Linked DNA regions of Homo sapiens: all the other regions are linked to region 2. A link is a loop called in an ENCODE intact Hi-C map of the cell type or tissue named here. Cell type or tissue: Caco-2. All regions are shown on one strand. Region 1 has its middle 69 kb from the start of LINC01429. Region 2 holds the start of SALL4 (spalt like transcription factor 4). Region 3 has its middle 9.8 kb from the start of LINC01429.

What was found. Hi-C counts contacts between places; a loop is a spot of excess contacts. Peaks named below come from ENCODE experiments on the same cell type or tissue, not always from the same donor. Only the 100,000 strongest peaks of a DNase experiment are listed, where the experiment ranks them.
Region 1: it touches region 2 in a loop (2.7-fold over the local background); 3 of 110 quality-filtered maps call a loop at or near these places.
Region 3: it touches region 2 in a loop (4-fold over the local background); 2 of 110 quality-filtered maps call a loop at or near these places.

What each region holds. Positions count from the first base shown.
Region 1 is chr20:51,928,383-51,936,382 of GRCh38, forward strand. No RefSeq gene overlaps it. Among named protein-coding and RNA genes, the nearest start is that of LINC01429, 69 kb to the left of the region's middle. In Caco-2, no CTCF peak of the experiment used is centred here; a DNase peak (open chromatin) is centred at 3,149; H3K4me3 peaks cover 475 bases.
Region 2 is chr20:51,797,037-51,805,036 of GRCh38, forward strand. It overlaps SALL4 (spalt like transcription factor 4), which reads right to left and starts at 5,485. Exons shown (of 4, transcript NM_020436.5): 1 at 5,243-5,485. The coding sequence starts at 5,372. RefSeq lists enhancers at 2,268-3,191, 3,339-3,388, 3,904-4,546, 5,190-5,831. In Caco-2, CTCF peaks have their summits at 3,309 (motif pointing right) and 4,580; DNase peaks (open chromatin) are centred at 445, 3,315, 3,615, 5,625 and 3 weaker places; H3K4me3 peaks cover 2,988 bases.
Region 3 is chr20:51,868,758-51,876,757 of GRCh38, forward strand. No RefSeq gene overlaps it. Among named protein-coding and RNA genes, the nearest start is that of LINC01429, 9.8 kb to the left of the region's middle. In Caco-2, no CTCF peak of the experiment used is centred here; a DNase peak (open chromatin) is centred at 3,324.

The DNA of each region.
Region 1 (8,000 bases), 130 kb after region 2:
TATAGTGAAACCCCATCTCAACTAAAAAAATACAAAAATTAGGCCGGACGCAGTGCCTCACGGCTGTAATCCCAGCACTTTGGGGAGGCCGAGGCAGGAGGATCACCTGAGGTTCAAGACCAGCCTGGCCAACAGGGCAAAACCCTGTCTCTACTAAAAGTACAAAATTAGTCGGGCGTGGTGGCGGGCACCTGTAATCCCAGCTACTCAGGAGGCTGAGGCAGGAGAATTGCTTGAACCCAGGAGGTGGACGTTGCAGTGAGCTGAGATTGCGCCACTGCACTCCAGCCTGGGCGACAAGAGTGAGATTCTGTCTCAAAAAAACAAAACAAACAAACAAACAAAAACCAAAAATTAGCCGGGTATGGTGGCACACACCTGTAGTCCCAGCTACTTGGGAAGCTGAGGCAGGAGAATCACTTGAATCCCAGAGGCAGAGGTTTCAGTGAGCCAAGATTGAGTCACTGCACTCCAGCCTGAGCGACAGGGCAAGACTCCATCTCTAAAGAAAAAAAAAAAAAAAGGAAGAAAGAAAAGGCAGGAAGGGAGGAAGGGAGGAAGGGAATAAGGGGGGAAAAGACACATTTAACCTAACTAAGGAAGAACTGGATACATGTTGCTAACATCTGATACACACTCCATCTCCATCTATGTTGACCAAACAGACTTTTACCCCAGTTTTGAGAGCTCCAAGTCTCCAGGATAAGCTGTCCCCACCCACAATCTGTGAGCCTGGGCCTTAAGGGAAGATGCTCACTGCACCTTTCTCACCTTCCCATGACATAGGGCCCTCCACGGGAAGCGGCTGCAGCCATCACAATGCCTCATCTTGCCATTAGTCATATTTCTGATCTGCTATTCTATGAAATGCCCAGAAAAGGCAAATCTTTTTTTTTTTTTTTTTTTTGAGACAGGGTCTCATTCTGTCACCCAAGCTGGAGTGCAGTGGTGTGATCACGGCTCACTGCAGCCTGGACCTTTCAAGCTCAAGCGTTCCTCCCACCTCAGCCTTCCCCGCCTGCCCACCCCAGTAGCTGGGACTACAGGTGTGTGCCACCACGCCCGGCTAATTTTCATATTTTTTCATAGAGATGGGGTTTCACCATGTTGCCCAGGCTGGTCTCGAACTCCTAGGTTCAAAAAATCTGCCCACCTTGGTCTCCCAAAGTGCTGGGATTACAGGCATAAGCCACCACGCCTGGCTGAAAAGGCAAATCCACAGAGACATAGAGTGGATGAATGGTTGCCAGGGGCTGGAGGTGGGAACAAGAAGGACAGAAATGAGGGAACCTTATTAGCATGATGAAAATGTTTCCAAAACTGAGTTGTGAAACTAACTGCATAATTCAGTGCATATACTTAAAAAATCATTGACCTGTGCACAACAAAATGGGTGAATTTTATGGTATGTAAATTATACCACAATAAAATTGTTTTTAAAAATTCAATTTAAACACAAAATTTCCTGGTTTGCCTAATCCAAAATTTATTTATTTATTTATTTAGAGACAGTGTCTTGCTCTGTCACTTAGAGTGGAGTGCAGTGGTACAAGCATAGCTCACTGCAGCCTTGACCTCCCAGGCTCAAGCAATCCTCCCACATCAGCCTCCCAAGTAGCTGGGACTGCAAGCGCATGCCACCACGCTCGGCTAATTTTTGTATTTTTTTGTAGAGACAGGGTTTTGCCATGTTGCCCAGGTTTGTCTCGAACTCCTGGGCTCAGGCGATCCTTCTGCCTCAGCCTCCCAAAATGCTGGGATTACAGGTGTGTGCCACCATGCCTGGCAAATTTAGTTTCTAAAATGGTCACAGGAATGATCTGAGTTAACATAGCATTCATTCATTCAGTCAGTCGTTCACGCCACAAATATTTATTGAGCATCAACTATGTGCCACACATAGTTCTAAGTAGCAGAGAAACAATAGACAACAGTCTCCCACTCTTCTGCTGCCTTTTGGTACTGACAGGACCCTTGTGATTACATTGGGCCCACTCAGAACATCCAAGATAATCCCTATATTTTAAGGTCAGCTGATTAACAACCTTAATTCTATTTGCTTCCTTAATTTCCCTTTGCCACGTAATATAACATATTTATAGTTGCCAGTGATTAGGATGTACACAATCTCTAGGGGGCCACTATTCTGTCTACCCCACTCGCTATTTTGATAGCCTATAGACACAGCTGTGTCTCCACATCCCATAATTGTGGATTCTTTACAGATATTATTTTATGTAGTCTCATAAGGATCCTAAAACGTGTATGCCATGATCTCAACTTTGCATATGAAGAGCATGAGGCTCAGAGAAGTAAACTGAGTTTCCCAGGATCACACAGATACAGTGTCAGGGTTGGGGATTAAGCCCAAGTCTGTGGGGCCCCAAAGTCTGTGAGTTTCCAGCAGGCTAAGCTTGGCTACGTCATGTTTGCAGAATGATCTCTTCCATGTACTGGCTGCACTAGAACAGACAGACACCTCAGTTAATTCAATGGCTCAGCCACGTGGACTTAACTTGTGGAGAAAAGTATAAAGGCAGGGCAACCCTCTGGAGACCTCAGTTCAAATCCCACCTCAGGGAAATGACATCAGCTCTTTGGGCCTCAGCCAGCTTCTCATGGGGATGCTAAATCATCCAGGAAAGCTCTGAGTCATTTGTACAAGAAAGATTTTAAGCTCCTCTATGTGCCAGACTCCATTCTAGAAATTTCCACAACGCTCCATAAAAGCAGGATAAAAATCACTCCTTTTTATTTGAACCATGCAGATAATTTTGCCATCAAGTTATGTTCATGATAAAAACCATGGCCAAAGCTACCACGGCTTTACTGTGTGCCAGGGACCCAGCTCTGGGCTTTGCAAATATGGACAGTTCTGAATCACGATTCACTCTAATAGCTGGACTTCAAAAGAAACAGCAAACTTCATTCCCCTTATTCAAGTGTGGATATTCCCTTAATGAAATCCCAAATTAAGATCCAAATAGCTGGTGATCATAAGAAGAACCACCATCCTTACTGTGGGGCGAGAGGTTTCTGGCGGGACACTAATTCTCCTCATTTCCCTTCCTGGAGTTAAGCCTTTGATCTTTCAGTTCACAGATGACAGGGCTGCCTACCAATCACCAGGAATTGCTGAAGTGCCTTTCTGTCTTGCTGAGTACGAAGGTGTGCAGACACTCAGAGCCGCCTTGCTCACGATCCGATTTTATGAGCATTGAACTGTGGGTTTGGAAGCAGATTGATCTGCTTTTTTGAAGTCAAAGCTGTTTGCCTTTGCTGTGTACTCATTGGAAAGGGAGAAAGGGAGCTAGGAATGTTGATAATTGAGTGTTTTTTTCTGGGGAATGACTCCTGCCTAAAATCTAGGAAGCCCCTCCTTGTGCGAGGAAGTCATTGCTGGGACTCACCATTTGGTGTGTGGGTTGCTTCTCAGGATGAATTTTATGACAACAACAACAGTAACAACAACTGATTTTTAGAAGTTTGGGGAACTTGATAACTAAGTGAAGATGAGAGGAAAAAGCTGAGATTTGTGTCCAGCAAATAGCTTTTCCGTGATTTTTGGAAAACAATCTCAGTCTTTTAGTCTAGCCTCTACATTTGGTGGTGATGGGAGGGACAGCTAGCATGAAAAGCTATTAACTCAAGAGCACTTAGAAAATGAATTTTAAGGCCAGGCGCAGTGGCTCACACCTGTAATCCCAGCACTTTGGGAGGCCAAGGTGGGCGGATCATGAGGTCAGGAGTTCGAGACCAGCCTGGCCAATATGGCGAAACCCCGTCTCTACTAAAAATACAAAAATTAGCTGTGGCAGCGCACGCCTGTAGTCCCAGCTACTCGGGAGGCTGAGGCAGGAGAAACTCGGGAGGAGGAGGTTGCAGTGGGCCAAGATTGCGCCACTGCACTCCAGCTTGGGCAACAGAGCAAGACTCTGTCGCAAAAAATAAAAATAAAAATACAAAAATTAGCCGGGCGTCGTGGTGCATGCCTGTAATCCCAGCTACCCAGGAGGCTGAGGCAGGAGAATCGCTGGAACCTGGGAGGCGGAGGCTGCAGTGAGCCGAGATTGCACCACTGCACTCCAGCCTGGGTGACAGAGTCAGACCTGTCTCAAAAAAAAAAAAAAAAAAGAAAGAAAAATCTAGGCTGGGCACGGTGGCTCATGCCTGTAATCCCAGCACTTTGGGAGGCCGAGGCGGGTGGATCACGAGGTTAGGAGATTGAGACCATTCTGGCTAACACGGTGAAACCCCGTCTCTACTACAAATACAAAAAAATTAGCCAGTCATGGTGGCGGGTGCCTGTAGTCCCAGCTACTCGGGAGGCTGAGGCAGAGGAATGGCGTGAACCCAGGAGGTGGAGCTTGCAGTGAGCCGAGATCGCGCCACTGCACTCCAGCCTGTGACAGAGAGAGACTCCGTCTCAAAAAAAAAGAAAAATCTGGAAACAATCTGTTCATTAATAAGTCCATCGTTAATTAGTTGACTTCTTAGTTCTTCAATATCCCCATCTGTAGAACAAAGATATTCAGAATACTTATTGGCTGATGATGAGGACTAAACTAGTTAATGTGCAGACAGCGTTTAGAACAAGGCTGGCACAGAGTAAGTTCTCAATACTCTTTGCTATTATATATTATTACAACTCGATATTAGAAATGAACATAAAAAAAGACTAAAGTTGATCTATATGTGCTGAAATGTTCGTATTTATGGTTAAGGAAAAAACCCAATAAATGGCAGAATATGTTGAATATGGTTGATCACATTTGTGCTTTTCAAGCAAGGCTGTGCCTGTGACTTGTATTTACTATGTAGGTTTATTTGTATATAGAACATTTCAGGAAGGATACACAAAAATTGGTGGTTATAAAGGAATTTCTGTCTAGACTCTAGAGAGTTAATGTTAAAACACAGCAATCTGTCTACATTCTTTCAAAAGACATCTGTCGACTGCCAACAATTCTAATTTATGGTTTATGGCACATATAGAAATGGAGCAATTTGAGTCACAACTGTCTAATATGGCTTTGTTTGAAACTAGTGGGTACGATTAATCTATGATTTGAACTAGTGACAAAAAGCACTCATAATATATGTTTTAAGAAAAAAGCCATATGGCTCTGCTGGCCGAAAACCTTTTTTATTTTTTTTTGGAGACAGAGTCTCGCTCTGTCGCCCAGGCTGGAGTGCAGTAGCAGTGTCGGCTCACTGCAATCTCCGCCTCCTGGGTTTAAGTAATTCTTGTGCTTCAGCCTGTCGAGTAGCTGGGACTACAGGCATGTGTCACCGTGCCCAGCTAATTTTTTATTTCTATTTTTTGTATTTTAGTAGAGATGGGATTTCACCATGTTGCCCAGGCTGGTCTCCTACACCTGAGCTCAGGCAATCTGCTCACCTCTTCCTCCCAAAGTGTTGGGATTACAGGCGTGAGCCACCTTACCCGATTGGAAAACCATTAATTTTGAAAATGATTGCTATCAATAAAGTGTCGCTTTTTGGAATAAAAAGCTATGAAACCTCCTGGCTTCGTTTTAAATTATCTTCGGAGTCAAATACTAGAAACAAATTAATGGCAGAAATTCAGGGAAATATTTTGGCATCAGATTCTATAGGATTAATTAAAAGTTGATATCAGGCAGTTATTGCTTAAATGTCATTTTTTATGCAAACAACATAATTGCAAAAATGAGCAGAGCCTTATGTTTGATTTTCTCTGCACATACTGTCATTCAGGTTCATACTTGTCGAGCATTCATCCATGCTTACTAAATATTTTTTAATTGTGTAAAACCTGGGTCATTTTACAGATCTGTTTCTGGGTCTGAGTGGTTAGTATGTCGCCATAGATCTTTCTCTCCCTGACCAAATTCTGCTACTTTTCTGAAATGTCTTTTAAATGTTGTTCATTGCAAGGTTATTATCTTTAATGAAAAAATGCCTGCTGAGCGGACTACAAACCATTTGGTTCCCTCCTGTCAGGGGAGGAAAAGAATAACATTGAACAAGGCTGAAGGTTTTTATTATCACATCGTAAATGAGCAAATGGCATCTGTCAATACAAAGTGACTCAGAGGTGCATGGAAAAAGAAGTTGTATGGGGAGGCTGTCGAGTGACAACACGGATTTTTATTAACCTCCTGGTCCAGCATCTCTTTTCCTATTTTATTTTGCCTCATTCACTTTGCAACATAATAACGCTATAAAAACACTCAAACAGGAAGCTGATCACCATTAAAAACTGCAGGACCGCCTTGCTACTGAGCAACAGCAAAGAGTTTGGATCATAGACTATCTTCAGGGTTTTATACTTAAGTGTGCCGACGTGGGTGTATTTTCACATGCAGCCCCTGCCTGCTTTGGGTCTTTTTGAGAAGATATTTCTTTCCAAGAATAACACAGCCTGTTTGCCTAAGTGTTAATTCTCACAAAGTTTTCATATTTGGGTCATAAACATCCTTCACGACACTGGTAAAATGGCCAAGGTGTTTATGGGCTGCAAGAAATGTTTATGCCAATGCATAAAGGCAGAAATGGAACCGTTCACATCAGACCTGAAATGAGCTGCCCTGGAGTGGGGGAAGGGGAGCCAGAAGCCCACCCCCTACCCCCAACGACCCCCCAATGATTTCGCTGGAAGTTGTTAAGGTGGATGTCTCATAAAAATGTTTTGTAAATGTTAACAGCGATTCAAGCTTAAGCAGGTGTGGGGGCAGTGAACCCTGGGAGGACAATGGGAAGAGGGACCGGAAGTCCTGCCCACTCTGAGGGGAAGCAAGTGCTTTCCCTTATGCCCAGGGCAGGGCATGGAGGAGGCCTGGGCACAGAGTGCCAGAAAATGCCAAGGCTCAAGTTCTGAAATTCTGACAGTTGGGGCCCACCACGTTGTTCAATGAAATTTAAAGGCTGGGTATGAATTGGGTGATGACTTCCATGAGAAGTCAATAGCTACAGTGCAGATGTTTTAGTGTCCTAAAGACAGTGACAATATGGTAGATCTAAATATGTTTTGACACAGAAAGATTTCCACAATTTTTTTTTTAAATAGAGACGGGGATTTGCTATGTTGACCAGGTGGTCTCGAACTCCTGGCCTCAAGCAGCCCTCCTCCCTTGGCCTCCCAAAGTGCTGAGATTACAGGCATGAGCCACTACGCCTGGCCTCTTCCACAATTTTTTTTTTTTTTTTGAGACGGAGTCTCGCTCTGTTGCCCAGGCTGGGGTGCAGTGGTGCTATCTCGGCTGACTGCAAGCTCTGTCTCCCGGGTTCACACCATTCTCCTGCCTCAGTCTCCCGAGTAGCTGGGTGTCAGGCACCCGACACCACGCCCGACTAATTTTTTTTTTTTTTTGTATTTTTAGTAGAGATGGAGTTTCACTGTGTTAGCCAGGATGGTCTCGATCTCCTGACCTCATGATCCACCCGCCTCGGCCTCCCAAAGTTCTGGGATTACAGGCGTGAACCACCGCACCTGGCCCACAATTTTTTTTTTAAAGCAAATTTTAGCCAGGCACAGTAGCTATATTCCTCAGCTACTCAGGAGGCTGAGATGGGAGGATTGCTTTAGCCCAGAAGTTGGAAGCCAGTCTGGGCAACATAGCAAGACCTCATCTCAAAAAATAAAAAATTTCCAGCTTAGAAGATCCTTTATTGTTGTTTTAAAAAATAGCATCTACACAGAGAAAATAACCTGGGGAAAACAGCCCAAACATCACAATGGGTTTGAATGTTCTCTACTTTGTATTTCTGTGTTAATTGTTTTTTTTTTAGAGGTTATGTAGAGATAAAATGTCATAGATCTATGTGTAAGGACATTAAAAAACAAAAGTGCGGCCAGGCGCGGTGGCTCACGCTTGTAATCCCAGCACTTTGGGAGGCCGAGGAGGGTGGATCATGAGGTCAGGAGTTCGAGACCAGCCTGGCCAGCATGGTGAAGCCCCGTCTCTACTGAAAATACAAACGATTAACCAGGCGTGGTGGTGTGCACCTGTAGTCCC
Region 2 (8,000 bases):
TAATTTTCACTAAGCTGAACTAAAATTCAACCTTTCTTTCAATGATGAATATAAGCAACATACCACAGTGGTATTAATAGAACTTGTGACTTTGTCATCAGTGGAGACCACAGATATTTTCATATAGTGTTACAAGTTGTTATGACTTGGAAATTCTTGTTATCTGACAGGCTACTAGATCTTGTTATTTATTGTATTAATAAAGTAGCTGATATTACTAAGTTAAAAATGTTTTCATTTTTGATGACTGTATTTCAATGCAATTTATTTCCTTGGTCATCTATGTATTTTATACACTATGTTGAGAAGGGATCTATGGCACAAAAAAGGTTAAGCTCCCTCCCCTAGAAGGATCCAGCAGTTCCCAGAGTGATTTACAGCCTGAATACCAGCTTGCCTTTGCTGTATACACAAGCTTGCCTCTTCTGTAGCCTCCACCAGCAACATCCCACTTGACTCTTAAAACAGCAGCAGCTCTGTTTGCTTGTGCAGTAAAAAGTGCTTCTACATCCAGGCCACCACTGGTAAATACCGCAACTGTATTTGCCAAGGAGTAAGAAGATTCTGTTATGAACAATTGCTGGGCATGCTTAAGTTAACCAAAAAGGAAAAAAAAAAAGCAAAGTTCAGAGGGATTACACAGCAACTAGTTCTTCCATTTCTCCACCCCACCCCCACCCCGAATTTTAGGAATGTTATCTTGCAGCATCTAGTTATCCAATAAGTTGGAAGAATGCAGTAAACCCAGCAGGGGTCTTAGATTCAATCACTGCCAAATGGATAGAAAATACTCTTACTATTGTATAGGAAGAAAGTTCATCTACTAGTGGCCAATCAAATTCTGGAGACACTGAAATGCTTAAAAAGTAAAACCTGTATATCTTGATAAAAGCATTATGACTCAAGCTTATCTTTTTTTCATTCCTACATTTAAAGAACGACAATGAGTAGATTATCTAAAGCACACAACATCTTCTACCCTCCCCCAACCCCAGGATAATTGCTTACCAAAAAACAAAAGGAAATTATGTGCCTTCTTAAGTATTTAACCAGTTGAAAGAAAACTGCCTCTTTAGCAGCTTAATTTTAGCAGTCAAAAAGCCTTCAACTCAATTCATAGAAGGCAGATAAGACTTTAAGTTTCCACCTAATTAAGATCTAAAAAAGGCAAAGTTTCAAACAGCCTTGAACCAAAATTCGGGGATGCTGCTGGAGAGGAAAAAAAGAGTAAATGGCTCAAAGAAAGTTTCACAGGCGCTAAGGCGTGTGACTTCTGTTTGCTTCCAAGGTTAGGGAAGTGTCCCACTCGTCCCCAACTAGAGATCAGGCAAGTTTGCAAACTCCATGAGGGCAGGGGTTTTTGTCGCCTGTCTCCAGAGCCCCCCTGAACAAATCCTGACACAGACATACAATTTGTTGGGGCGGGGGTGGGGGGGGATTGTGGTGACTGGCGATGCAGTTCTTATCTGGATTTAGTGGCTTTTAAAAATGTTTAGACATTTTAAAAAATAGTCAAAAGTACTGTAGGCTAAAGGTGATGAGGAAGGGACAACTTCTGGAACTCTTTTCGCCATCAATTTTTCCAGGGTAGTACAACCCAGAGAAGCCGACCAAACTCCAACATTGTTTTATTTCTGGGACCTCTTCATCTAAACCGTGTGAAGGCACATCCCAACATTTAAGATGGCAGAGGAGAGGCCACCAAACCCAACCAGCCAAGCACCAATCACGGCTCCCTTGTCGAAGATGCCAAAAAGAACATCTCATCACATCACCAACTGACCTAAGGTTATTTTTAAAAAACCAATAAAAACAAAACAAAACAAAACAAAACAAAACAAAAAAAACAGTTCCTTGGGCTCTGGGGCGAGGCAGGACAAGACACCATGGGCCATCAAGCAGGGCAAGGCACCACGGGCAAAGCCATTTCAAACAGGTGCTGCAATTTAAAATGAGTAAAAACATGACTATCACTTTTGGTCTTTAATATCTTGAATTAAAGATAGCGCACTCGAGTCCCCAGCCTGGTGTCTGGCAGGCAGCACACTGCCATTTCTGCTAGATTGCCTCAACTGGCAGCTCAACACCATCTTGACACAATAAACACAAATAAAAACATTTTGGTATTTTGAACAAAATTAAGACTGATCACATTCCCAATTCATAGTAGCCCTTCTATAGTTGAAATTATCTAAACAGGGCATTTTATCACTGCTATATAGAGGAGGAACCCAAAAACTCAGAAAAAACAAAAAAACAGAAAACGCCACCAAGCTGGCTTCAAGGTTACACAGCTGAAAGTCACACAGCCACAGTGGAACGCGGATCCCATTCTAAAACCTGACTTCCCAGGCATCAACCTAACACTTCACATTTTAAAAAAGGAAATGCTAACTGCCTTCTGCCTCCCAAGATGGTTCCCCAACCCACAGCCCAGGAGGAAGCTCACTAACAGCAGCACGAATGACAAAGTATCATTTGCTTCTGCACTGCACATTTTTATTCAACAAAAGGAGCTGTTTGGCAAATTGTAGCTTCTCTCCCTATGGGAAACCCACATGAAGTCTAACGTAGAAAGTTGACCTGAAACGTTAACTAACGTCAAAATCCTTCTAAGCCAGCGTAGGTCATTTTGGTGAGTAATTGGAAATAGGAAGTTATTCGAAACTTGGGAATCCTAATCGTTGATGTTTGTAATCCAGTTTAGCACAAAGGGCATTTGAAACTCTTTTGAGAAAATGCTAATTTTTCCTGTATGTAGTGTTAGCCCTGCGACCACCTGCAGATTTTTTGATCTGCTAATTGATCGCCAGACGTCATTTTCCTCCCTCAAAAACTGCATTCTCGAATGGCTTTGCAAAATAAGACCAGCTCAATCTGCATTCTAAAAAATTATGTGAGACATATACATACATCTAAGTTAGATATGTATGTCTACATTATATACCTAACACATATAATTTTAGGCAGCTCAAATGCAAACAACCCAAACGCAGCCATTAAAAACGCACTGCTTGGGAAAACAACCTTCTCTCCCAAGGAGGCAATTGGAGGCTCTGCAAACACATTCTAGCCGCCAGGAGTTATTACCAAGAATTCCACACTTGGCAAAGAACAGCGGGCACAGACGACGATCAAGCAGGCGACCGGCACGAATCCCCTAGGGTACCCATCCTTGGCCCAGCCCAGCACTCTCCATTCACCCCCACAACCCGTCCCACCCACCAGGTGTGAGCCAGTACCTGCGAAGGGACCCCGCCTCCCAGCAAAGGGCTAGGCTTCAAGCTGGGCCTCCAGGGGGCGCCCGCGCGCAAGCCGGGTGGGCTGTCCGCGACAACCCTGGTGATCAATAGCCAACTCCCCTCCCTCCCAAATCGCAGTGGCAGCGCACGGCCAGGCCCGAGGTTTTAGCTCAGCTCAGGTTGACTCTGATTCCAAACTCCAACCATCGTTAATTTCAGAAGCCCTCTCGTAACAAGCTTCCCTCCCGAAAGGTGCCAAACACCACCAAAAGCCCCACGTGTGTGCGCCCACCCAAAATGAAGGGGGAAGGGGAGGTCAGCGTAGGACCAGGGGAGGGGTCAGAACCAGGAGCTCGCCCCTCCTCTCCGGAGGAAGCAGGCGGGCTGAGGGTTAACCCTTTTGTTCCAGGTGGGCCAGGCCACGAAGCCTTCACGCTCCCCTCAACCCCCACCCCACCCCGCCCCCAACCAAGGCACAAAGAGAGTCCCTCCAGGCGCCTGGGACCTCGGGTGCGCGCTGCGCTGACCACCCGGCGCCCCGAAAACGCCCAGCCATCCCCTCCGTCAAGCCGATCCTTTTAATTTGCCCTGGAAAAATGTTAAACGGGGAATTCTATTGACGTATTATAAACTTGGGAAATGTATTACATTCAGTCTCCGACAAAAAGGCGGGGATACGGAAGCCAAAAAGTGGCGACCGTCTTCTCGGGAAACCCCGGGTATCAGAGATGGTCTCTGAGAGTCCTCCGGGGTTGCCGCGCACACCCGTCTGCTGCAGGGAAATTAGAAAGCAGGCGGGGAGCGGAGCGACGAACAAGGCCGGAGAGGAGGCTACAAATCCCCCCTCCCCCCACGCGCACGCTAAAAACTTATCAGGCGACAATTTGGCGGGCCGGGATGGAGACGAGATAGTGGAAAACCGCCTCGCTCCTAAAACCTCCGCGGTGAAGTGATGAAGTGGGAACAGAGTTGGCCCCGCCGTTCCTGGCGCGGCTGGGGTCCCGAACTCCCCTCGATCTGGGAAACGCTGGCCGCGGAAGCGTGGGCCAGGTCAGCCGCGGGAGTTCGCTCTGGCCCCCCACCTCTCCCCTTTCACACCCAAGCGCAAATGTGGAAAGCCGAGCGCTCCAGAAAAGCCACGCAAAACGGGAGGCCGGTGCACCCCAGTGGGGCTGCCGCGCGCCCGCCACCCCGGCCACTGGGGGCTCGCACCCTCGGGCTTGCCGCGGTTATTTTTAGGAAGTCGGAAATCAAAGATGGCTGGAGGTCAGGCCCCGAAAGGTTAGGGCGAAGATCGGCAGGCGGCGCAGCCCGGGCAGAAAAGGCGAAATCCAGAAAAGAAAAAAATTTTAAAGGGAAACATTGAGCCCTCCTCCCCCACCTCTCTGGGCCCTCCAATCCCCTGCGCAGCGCGGGTGGCCCGCACCCCAGCTCCTGAGGGTGGGGAGAGGTCGCGCCCCCTCCCCCCACTTGGCCCGGGAGGGGCGCGTGCAACAGATCGTCCTCCTCCGGGGGGTCTTCCAGGGGTGCGCCCCTCCTCCAGCCTCCAAGAAAAGCCCCAAGGGGCTGGTGGAGAGGGTGGGGATCCCCCGGGGTTCTTTCTTTTGAGAGCGACGCGAGGGAGGGGGACCTAAGTTACAAGGGGGGGGGGTAACACCAGTGAGGGGAGTGGAACCAATTAAGTGAGGGGCAGAGGACAAGGAGAAGGGAACCTTTCGGGAGCGAGAACAGAGGAGCGAGTGGGGGTCAATTTTACAATTAGGGGAGAAAGCTGGGGGTGAAACTTACACAAGAGGGGAGAAGAGGAAAAAAGTGTGAAATGTGCAAAAGGCGGGGTGGTGGGGAGAGGAGGAGACCTCTCCTCCCGGGCACTGAGCCCCCAAATCTCGGCTCCTGAATTTGCGCTGGACGCCGCCCGCTCCCCGAAGCCTGCGCCCTCGAGGATCCCGCGTACGTCCGGGAAGCTCCCCTCCCCGGGCGGGCGCCCCAGCCCCACTCACCCAGCTCCCCCGCCGCGGGCGCCGCTGGGGCCGCATCTGCAAACTCCGGGGTCTGCTGCTGCGGCTGCTGCTCGCCCTGGTCCTCCTCCGAGTTGATGTGCTGGGGTTTCGCCTGCTTGCGCCTCGACATGGTGCGAGCATCGGGGCGCCGGGAGAGCCGCAGTTATTTGCCCTCTCCGCCACAAATTCCTGGAGTTGGGAAATTTACCCCCCTTCGGCCGGAACGCGCATGTCCCAGTAATTATTATTATCAATAATGCATTGCGATTTATCATGAGCCCTGACAGCTGATTGGCCTGGGTCCAAGACCTCAGAGATCATTTAAATAAGCCCTCATTGATCAGGGAGGGGTGAGGCATTCTGGGCTTTGTAGTCCGGGCCTACTTGTGACAAAGGCGTGTTCATCAGGGGAGCGCAGCTAATTAGCATCCGGGCTCAGATTGGCTGGGGCGGGGACGAAATCAGAGGGGGACCCATCCTTGCTCCAGCTATCTCAGTCCTTGGAGAGGAAAAGAAAATGGGGAGAAATGCGTACTCATTAAAAAGTAGGAGCTTACGTAGAAGTTTTGGAACGGCTTTATTTGGTAGTTACTTGCTCCAAAGATTACTTGGTAAGGTTGATGTCCACCAGCCGAGAAGGGAGATCTCTTCACAGTGGAATATTTTGGCTCAGTTTTCACATCTACACGCACACACATTCCCCCAAACCTGAGATGTGACCCGTGTCCCCTCCCATCTTTTTGATTAAAAATGTTTAAGTTGAGTCTCGAGATAACTGAAGAATGATGAATGGTGGTGTTTTCAGCCCTCCCACCCATCTCAACTCTTAAAGTGAGCTCGGAACTTCCAAAATTTCAGATACCCCACCACCACCATGACTTACCTCCTTTAAAAGCTGATTAATAGCCTCCAGGATTCCTGTTCACAAAGACTGGTTTGTGGTTACAATGCAAACCTTGATTTTTTTTTAACTTCAAAATGACTGGCTACTAAATATAGAAATGGCAAATGATAAGCAAGCATAGTCAGAGATAATATCAAAACAGCAAGCAATTGCATTTTTTTCCCCAGGAGCCATAAATGCCTGATAACATCATATTTTATTACTGAGACAATGCTCTTGCATCTCCCATGGAATGGCAATGGGGCACTGTCACAGTATCTGGTTGTTACTAATCACTATTGGAATTTTTTTGTGCAATACACACATTATTACAGAAAAGGTGTATCGTTCAAAGTGATTGTATCATTGACACATGATGCCTGGAATTTTTTAAAGTGGGGCTTGTGTGTGTGTATATGATATATTACATGTATACACATTTATACCGTAAATTCATGTATACTTAATTTGGCTAACTGCTTTACACAATGTACATGCTCAATAAATGTTAAATGAATGATGAAATCATCAACCTGCTAAGTCTTTGATTGGTCTTTCCATAACTGCTCTGGGCATGCGTCTTTGTTTGGCATTTACTTCATTGTAAGGGACTGTGCAGATATAAACCCTCCCTCCACATTTGTGCATTGCATTCTCTTGATTAGTTATTCATCACGTTCCCAGCTTGTAAACTCATCAGGAATACAAGCAAAATGGAATGCTGGGCTCATCAATGTGTTCACCTGGGTATTTGGACAACCCAAGGCAGAAAATAAATCAGCTTGATCATCTTTTTTATATTCGTGGCCATCAGTAAAAACTTGTTGAAGGAAGATTAACCTTCAATTTTTGAGTCTCTGAAAAAGTCTTGCCTTATTTTATGTATAATATTTAAAGCAAGTAAGACAGAATTATAGCCAACAGCCAGATTGAAAAGGTAAGAATTTGGTTTAATAATACATAGAAGCAGTTTAGAATTCTGATACTGAGTAAAAAGGCCAATTAGCACCTGCCTTGCTGACTAATCTACTAATATTCTCAACACCTTTTCTGTGTAAGATAGTGTGGCAGGAGATCTAACTTACAAATCTAAACGAATGTGCAGTGGGTTTATGGCTCAAAAAATACTATTGGGTTAAGGAAAATTTCATTTATATAGTTGTTTATATTTATTTTAGTAGATGATAGTTGTAACATGTTAGCCTTACTACGAGACAAAATTGTGCCGCTTGACTCTCCAAGTGATAGTAATAATAATAATTGATTGAGCCCCTTGTACATGCCACAGACTGCATTAAATGAATGCACACCGCCTTGTTTTATCTTCCCATGGAGGTTGGCCCTATTGTCCTCTCCATTTTGAAACTGAGGCTCAAAGACATGAAGTGACTTAATTAGAAACTGGCTGAGCTGGTGGTCAGTTTCTAAGCCGGTGGTCAGTTTCTAAGTCTGACTCCAAAATTCTATCACATCCTAATACCTGTCTTCCAACTATAGCTGAATATAGAGAAGATAGCTAAAGAAGAAAAATCGGAGTACAGTAAACTAAATTTAAAGTGTCCTAGAAAAATCTTGGGTCTTCAGAAATCACTCCAACAGATGAAGTCAAGAAGTTTCCCTCAAATGGAAACCTTCCACAAATGTCATATCAAGAAAAGCAGGACACAGTACATGTTTTGAATCTACCCCCAGTTTAACAGCTGCAGCCAGGAGCCAGTTGGTGGAAAATAAAGTAAGTCCTAGAGCAAAGCAGGGGATGAACGGAGGGCATAGCAACAGGCAAGTCCGTAATCAAAAGTTGTTTCAGGCTGAGCACAGTGTCTCACGCCTGTAATCCCAGCACTCTGGGAGGCCAAGACTGGCGGGTCACCAGAG
Region 3 (8,000 bases), 72 kb after region 2:
CACTTTTTTGGAAACACCATGCATTCTTTTGTACTTAGGGGCTTTGCTTTAATATTATGTTCCTGAGATTCATCCAGGACCACTATTAATTTTCATAGTTGTGTTCTAATCTATGATGATCACATAATTTAGTCACCCATTTTCTTGGGAAGGGGCATTTAGGTTGTATCCAGATTTTTGCTGTTACTCACAATGCTGCCAAGAGCATTGTTGTACATGGCTCCTGGGACATGTATGCCAGAAATGTTTAGGATATTTATCTATGAATGAAATTGCTTGGTCAGAGGGTATGTGCGTTTTCAGCTGTATCTGATATTTCAAAGCTATTTTTTAAGGTGGTTGTACCAACTACACTTTTCACCAACTGTGTAAAAGAGTTTCCTTTTTGTCCTATATCCTTATCAATACTGGGTGCCCTTAAATTTATTAATTTTTGCCAATCTTGCGGTTTTAATTTGCATTGTCTCAATCATTAATAAGGTTAATCATCACTTTATATATTGGGCATTTATCAAAAAATAAAGCTGTGTATTTTTAGATGGGAACAAATGCACAGAAAAAGATCTAAAACCGTGATTCTAAGAAGGGGAGTGGAAAAGGAGGGGTGGGATGTGAATACTTTGTTCTGTGTGATCTTCACATTTTTACAACAAAAATTATTTAATATGCTTATAAAATTCATATAAAAATGGCCAGGCATGGTGGCTAATGCCTGTAATCTCAGAACTTTAGGAGGCCCTGGGTGGGCGAAATCACTTGAGGCCAGGAGTTCGAGACCAGCCTGGCCAACATGGCAAAACCCCATCTCTACTAAAAACACGCACACAAAAAAATCAGCTGGGGGTGGTGGTGCACACCTGCAGTCCCGGCTACTTGGGAGGCTGAGGCAGGAGAATTGCTGGAACCTGGGAAGTCAAGGTTGCAGTGAGGCAAGATCATGCCACTGCACTCCAGCTTGGATGACAGAATGAGACTCTGTCTCAAGAAACAGAAAAAACTGGCTGGGCGCGGTGTCTCATGCCTGCAATCCCAGCACTTTGGGAGGCTGAGGTGGGCAGATCACAAGGTCAGGAGATCGAGACCATCCTGGTGAACACGGTGAAACCCCATCTCTACTAAAAATACAAAAAATTAGCCAGGACTGGTGGGCGCCTGTAATCCCAGCTACTTGGGAGGCTGAGGCAGGAGAATCACCTGAACCCGGGAGGCGGAATTTGCAGTGAGCTGAGATCATGCTACTGCACTCCAGCCTGGGAGACGGAGTGAGACTCCATCCCCCCCGCAAAAAAAAGAAAAAATTGATCTAAAAATTAAGCAAGATATAGATCAGTACGCATCATTAATTTTTTTATTTTAAAAAATTATATGTAAACACACACATACATGCATTGCTTTATATGTGTGTGTGTATGTGTGTGTATAGAAGAAGGCCTGAAATAATTTTCTCAGAGTTTTTAAGGGTGGTTTTCTGTGTGGAGGTGGGGATGCAACTGTGCAGTGGTGGAGTTAAGGAGGGTAGGGGTAGTAGGGGGCGGTATATAATTGTTCCTTTTAAATTTTATGCACCTTTTAAATTGGATATTTTCTTCAGTCTTTAATACAAAATTCACTAGTTCTGCGATTTAACATTTTTATGTTATTTTACAAAAATCTTTCTGATATTTCCTTCATTCTCAATATCCAAATTTTCTTTTTTTTTTTTGAGACAGAATCTTGCTCTGTTGCCCAGGCTGGACTGCAGTGGCACGATCTCGACTCACTGCAAGCTGTGCGTCCCGGATTCATGCCTTTCTCCTGCCTCAGCCTCCTGAGTAGCTGGGACTATAGGCGCCCGCCACCACACCTGGCTAATTTTTTTTGTATTTTTAGTAGAGACGGGGTTTCACTGTGTTAGCCAGGATGGTCTCGATCTCCTGACCTCGTGATCCGCCTGCCTCGGCCTCCCAAAGTGCTGGGATTACAGGCGTGAGCCACTGTGCCCAGCCTAAATATCCAAATTTTCTGTGGACTGTCACAGGTATAAAGTAAAGTGCCCCACCCCCACACCCACCATGTCCAAAAAGAAAAGAGTAAACAAGGTTCCAGTGACCTGGACCATACCTAACTCCGCCTCAGTTGGTAACTCTGATGTGAACAGCACACATCAGAAGAACATAGGGCCACCACTGTGATATAGGTGGTAAAATTCCCTTTATCATAAACATGTACAATGATTACATATCCATAATAATTAGAAATAAAAACATTTTTAAAGGTAAAGCTAAGCAGAAAAATAAAAAATAAAGGTTCCTTTATGTTCTTGAGATCTGAAAAGGAAATTATACGTACAGCCTTTACAATACCTTTTATTATAAATCTGTTTATGAGTTTAAAACTATGCTGTCCAATATGTAGCCACTAGCCATATGTGGCTATTTAAATTTAAATTGACTGAAATTAAATAACATTAAAAATTCAGTTCCTTAGTCACATGGGCCCACTATTTCAAGGGTCCAACAGTTACTTTGGGCTAGTTGCTATTGTATTATATAATGCAGATTAAAAATATTTATACCAATGTGGAAAGTTCTGATGGACAGTACTGGATTAAAACCTTATATAGATATTATTCTTGTTCACCACCATGTGAGAAGGTTTTTACCATGGGAAGGAATTCTTGTTTGTTTTTTTTGTTTTTTTGTTTTTTTGTTTTTTAAATTGAGGTAGGGTCTTGCTCTGTTGCCCAGGTTGGAGTACAGTGGCACAATCACAGCTCACTTCAGCCTCGACCTCCAGGTCTCAAGTGATCCTCCCACCTCAGTCTCCCAAGTAGCTGGAACTACAGGTACCTGCCACCACACTCAGCTAATTTTTTTTATTTTTTGTAGAAATGGGATCTTACTATGTTGCCCAGGCTGGTATGGAACTCCTGGGCTCAAGTGATCCTCCTGCCTCCAGCCTCCCAAAGTGCTGGGATTACAGGTGTGAGCCACCATTCCTTGGGCCATTCTTGTATTTTAAGTACTCAGAGACATCCAGGAAAGGTAACCGAGTGGGTAACTTCAGCACTTCAGAGAGTGCCTAGTGTGTGATTCTAAGCTCATCACTCCAGGGACCCAGCACCCAATTCCAGCTGTGTCTTTCCTCCATTTAAATCACCCTCTGTGGATCCTATTAAGTATTCTCCCATTCTGGTCAAACTGGTTTATGAAACTACTATTTGAGAAGTCCAGTCTTGCAGGCCGATGGGACCCTGCCTTTGTGTGGCCGTAATAAGGTTATTTATGAGGGCTGGAGCCGATTCTCTTGATTCTTCGGGAAGATGAAAGGTTTGGTGGTAAAGGAAAGCAGAAGCTTGGGGAGCAGGTTTCTCCTTATAGCAATGACTCTCCAGATAGGATAAATCACCCAGGACCATTAAACCTTCAAGAAGAGTGCTCGTAAACCTCCGCTGGAAACTCACAAAGCATCTTCTCTCTTGGAGCAGCCTATGTGGAGAGGGACTCGCCTCTTTTTCCAAACCACCAGCCAGTCACAGATTAACCCTGCTGCCATCTCTGCCCAGGACACTGAAGCAGAAAATCACTTTCTTTTTTTTTTTGAGACAGAGTCTCACTCCGTCACCCAGGCTGGAGTGCAGTGGCGCGATCTTGGCTCACTGCAACCTCCACCTCCCTGGTTCAAGCGATTCTCCTGCCTCAGCCTCCCGAGTAGCTGGGATTACAGGCATCCGCCACCATGCCCAGCTAATTTTTTGTATTTTTAGTAGAGATGGGGTTTCACCATATTGGCCAGGATGGTCTCAATCTCTTGACCTCACGATCCGCCCACATTGGCCTCTCAAAGTGCTGGGATTACAGGCGTGAGCCACTGCACCCAGCCGAAAATCACTTTCAAAGTCATCCTTTCAGGTGGCCAACTGTCCCTGTTTGTCTGAGATGAAAGGGTTTCCTGGGACAAGAGATCAGGAAAGTCCCAAGCAAGTCTGGATGAACTGGTCACTCTATTTCCTCCGTACCTTGGGGGCAAGCAATGCCTGCGACTCAACAGGACAAAAACATTTGTTCATATTTAGCTCCCATTTATGAGGCTCTGCAATGTGTCAGGTGCTGGGCAAAGACAGTGCTTTACCTGACGTGTCTCGTTTCATCTTAACAACCAAATGAGCTTGGTGTTATTATTATCCCCATTTGACAGGTGAAGAAACCGAGGCTCAGAAAGCTAAAGTGACTTGTCCAAGGTCACACCTTAAATGGTGTCTGTGTCTCCATAGCTCATGCTCTGAACTGCTCCTCTAATTCTTCCTTATCTTTCTTTTTTTTTTTTTTTTTTTTGAGATGGAGTCTCGCTCTGTTGCCCAGGCTGGAGGGCAGTGGTGCGATCTTGGCTCACTGCAACTTCCACTTACGGGGTGCAAGCGATTCTTGTGCCTTAGCCTCCAGAGTAGCTGGGATTACAGGTGTGCACCACCACATTCGGCTAATTTTTGGATTTTTATTTGTAATTTTTTTTGAGTTGGAGTCTCACTCTATTGGCCAGGAGTACAGTGGCACAATCTTGGTTCACGGCAACCTCCATCTCCTGGGTTCAAGCGATCCTCCTGCCTTAGCCTCCTGAGCTTACCAGGCGCCCGCCACCACACCCGGCTAATTTTTGTATTTTTAGTAGAGATAGGGTTTCACCATGTTGGCCAGGCTGGTCTCAAACTCCTGACCTCAAGTGATCTGCCCGCCTCAGCCTCCCAAAGTGCTGGGATTACAGGCGTGAGCTACCGTGCCCAGCCTGTATTTTTAGTAGAGACGGAATTTCGCCGTATTGCCCAGGCTGGTCTCAAACTCCTGAACTCAAGCGATCCACCCGCCTTGGCCTCCCAAAGTGCTGGGATTACAGTGTGAGCCACTGCACCTGGCCTTCATCTTTCTTAATCTGCCTTGGATTTTTGGGGTTCCAGAAGCTTCCCACAAAAAGAGTCATTGGAGATACTTATATTGTTAACCAACGGGGTAGGAGAATGACTTTCAGCTGAACTTTATTTGCACGTTAAAAAGTCAAGTCTAATTTTCTAAAACTATCTGGACTCTTTCACTGGCAAATGCCGAGTTGGAAGGAAAGTCCATAAATCACTCACAGACCTACATTGGCCGTGGCTATATGCAAACCCAGTACTGCTGGTCTGGCCACCTGGGAGCACCAGGCATAGGATGGGGTGAGATTTCCCCACCAAATTCAGGGCATATCAGAGCTCAGAGTACCTGCACCCAAAGGGAAATACCCCAAACACTGGCTTCAGGAAAGTTCTCATTAGATAGACACAAGAAAGTTTTGCCCTAATCCTCAGTATTGGCTAACAGATCACTTTTATTGAGGAATTACTATGTGCCAGGCAATGCCTGTTTTCATCCACTTCTCATGTCCAATTATCTGCGAAATAGATAAGATTATTATCCCAGCCCAGAGATGAGGAAACTGAGGTGTGGAGAGCTGGCGAGATTGATCTAGACCAGTGGTTCTCAAGCAGGGGAGGGTTTGCCCTCCATGCACATTTGCCACTATCTGGACACATTTTTGATCATCACAACCTGGGATGGGGTTGCTGCTGGCATCTAGTGAATAGAGGCCAGGGATGCTGCTCCACATTCTACACTGCACAGAACGGCCTCCCTCTACCCCAGTAAAAGAAATTACATGGCCCCAAATGCCAATAGCTCTGAGGTTGAGAAACTCTTGTCTAAATCAAGAAAAGGGTGGCAACTCCTGGGGAACCCTTCACTCCAGAGTTTGAGGGGCTCACATGCCTAGCAAGGGGTAGAGCAGTGATTAGATCCCACTTGCTTTTACCTTCCTATGCCCTGGAGAAGGATTACTGAAAGGTCAGTTCAAGAGGGTATGAACTTGTTGTGTGATGCTAGAACAGTGCTGGGCACAAATAGGTGCCCAGTAAATATTTGTTGAATGAATGAATGAATACTAAGTATTAATACCATTTATTGAGGGCTTTCTGTCAATGAACACACCAAGTATATTGCCAGCATCATCTCATTTGATTCTTGGAGTAGACCCCAGAGGCAGGTACCACTCCCCACAGTCTTATTTTACAGAGTAAGAGACAGAGAGGGCTGGGGGCGGTGGCTCACGCCTGTAATCCCAGCACTTCGGGAGGCCAAGACGGGTGGATCACGAGGTCAGGAGACCAAGACCATCCTGGTTAACATGGTGAAATCCCTTCTCTACTAAAAATACAAAAAAGTTAGCTGGGCATGGTGGTGGGCACCTGTAGTCCCAGCTACTCCGGAGGCTGAGGCAGGAGAATGGTGTGAATCCGGGAGGCGGAGCTTGCGGTGAGCCGAGATCGTGCCACTGCACTCCAGCCTGGGTGATAGAGTAAGACTCCGTCTCAAAAAAAAAAAAAAAAAAAAGAGACAGAGAGAAGAGGTCTCATGCCAGAGTCATACAGCTTGGCCAGTGACTGAGGTTTTCCATTCAGGGTGGTCCAAGTTTAACTTAGAATTACATTGCCTCATACCAGAATCTCTGGAAACAAGAATAATTTCCAGGGCTTACATCATGTAGCAACTTTTTTTTTTTTTTTTTAGACAGAGTCTCAACTCTGTCTCCCAGGCTGGAGTGCAATCTCAGCTCACTGCAACCTCTTCCTCCCAGGTTCATGCCATTCTCCTACCTCCGCCTCCCAAGTAGCTGGGACTACAGGTGCCCACCACCATGTCCAGCTAATTTTTTTGTATTTTTTTAGTAGAGACAGGGTTTCACCGTGTTAGCCAGGATGGTCTCAGTCTCCTGACCTCATGATCTGCCCGCCTTGGCCTCCTAAAGTGCTGGGATTACAGGCATGAGCCACCGTGCCCGGCCCACATGTAGTAACTTTTTTCACTGTTCCAGGTTTTATAAATATATCCCCTTTTTCAGCACTTGCTCTCGCTTACCTTTTTTCTTTTGTAGGCAGGGTCTCCCTTTGTCACTCAGGCTGGAGTGCAGTGGTGCGATCATGGCTCAACCTCCTGGGTTCAAGTGATCCTCCCGCCTCAGGCTCCCAAGTAGCTGGGACTATATACGTGTGACACCACACCCAGCTAATTTTTTAATTTTTTGTACAGACAGGGTCTCACTATGTTGCCCTGGCTGGGTTCAAATTCCTGGGCTTAAGCTATCTCTGCCACCTCAGCCTCACAAAGTGCTGAGATTACAGGCATGAGCCACTGCACCCAGGCAGCCCCTTTCTAAAAAAATAAAATGGGCCGGGCGTGGTGGCTCACACCTGTAATCCCAGCACTTTGGGAGGCCGAGGAGGGTGGATCATGAGGTCAAGAGACCGAGACCATCCAGGCCAACATGGTGAAACCCCATCTCTACTAAAAATACAAAAATTAGCTGGGCGTGGTGGCGGGCGCCTGTAGTCCAGCTACTTCGGAGGCTGAGGCAGGAGAATCGCTTGAACCTGGGAGGCGGAGGCTGCAGTGAGCTAAGCTCATGCCACTGCACTCCAGCCTGGCGACAGAGTGAGACTCTGTCTCAAACAAACAAAAACGAGTTTTACACTATTCTATAAATAAAAGGGTTTCAGGGTTAGCCATGAAAGGCCCCAGTGACAAAGTTGTAATGTGATCAGAAATGAAAAGCTCAAAAAAAGATTTCAGTTGGTGATGAAACAAGGCAAGGATTATGAATCTCACAGGCGTTTCCTTTCTCCAGAAACTGAAGGCACCTTTGCCAGGAGAAAAAGGCAGTTTCCATGGCAGGGACCCAGCCTTGACTTCCCCAGGATCTGTCCACATGAACGTTGTAATGAGTCCACCCGAGATGGGGACTCTCCATTGTATTTACATTTTATGACATCTTTTTATATTTCACAGGAGAGGATTCTGAATAAAAATGAGCCCGGCTTTTAGGGCTGTTTTTTATTATCAGCATTTGGTAAAAAACATCCTTAATGAGGTGTTAAGAGTCATCCTGCATCCTATTGTGGAGGAGGCCTGGGAGCTCATAAACCCCTGAAAAGCCACAGG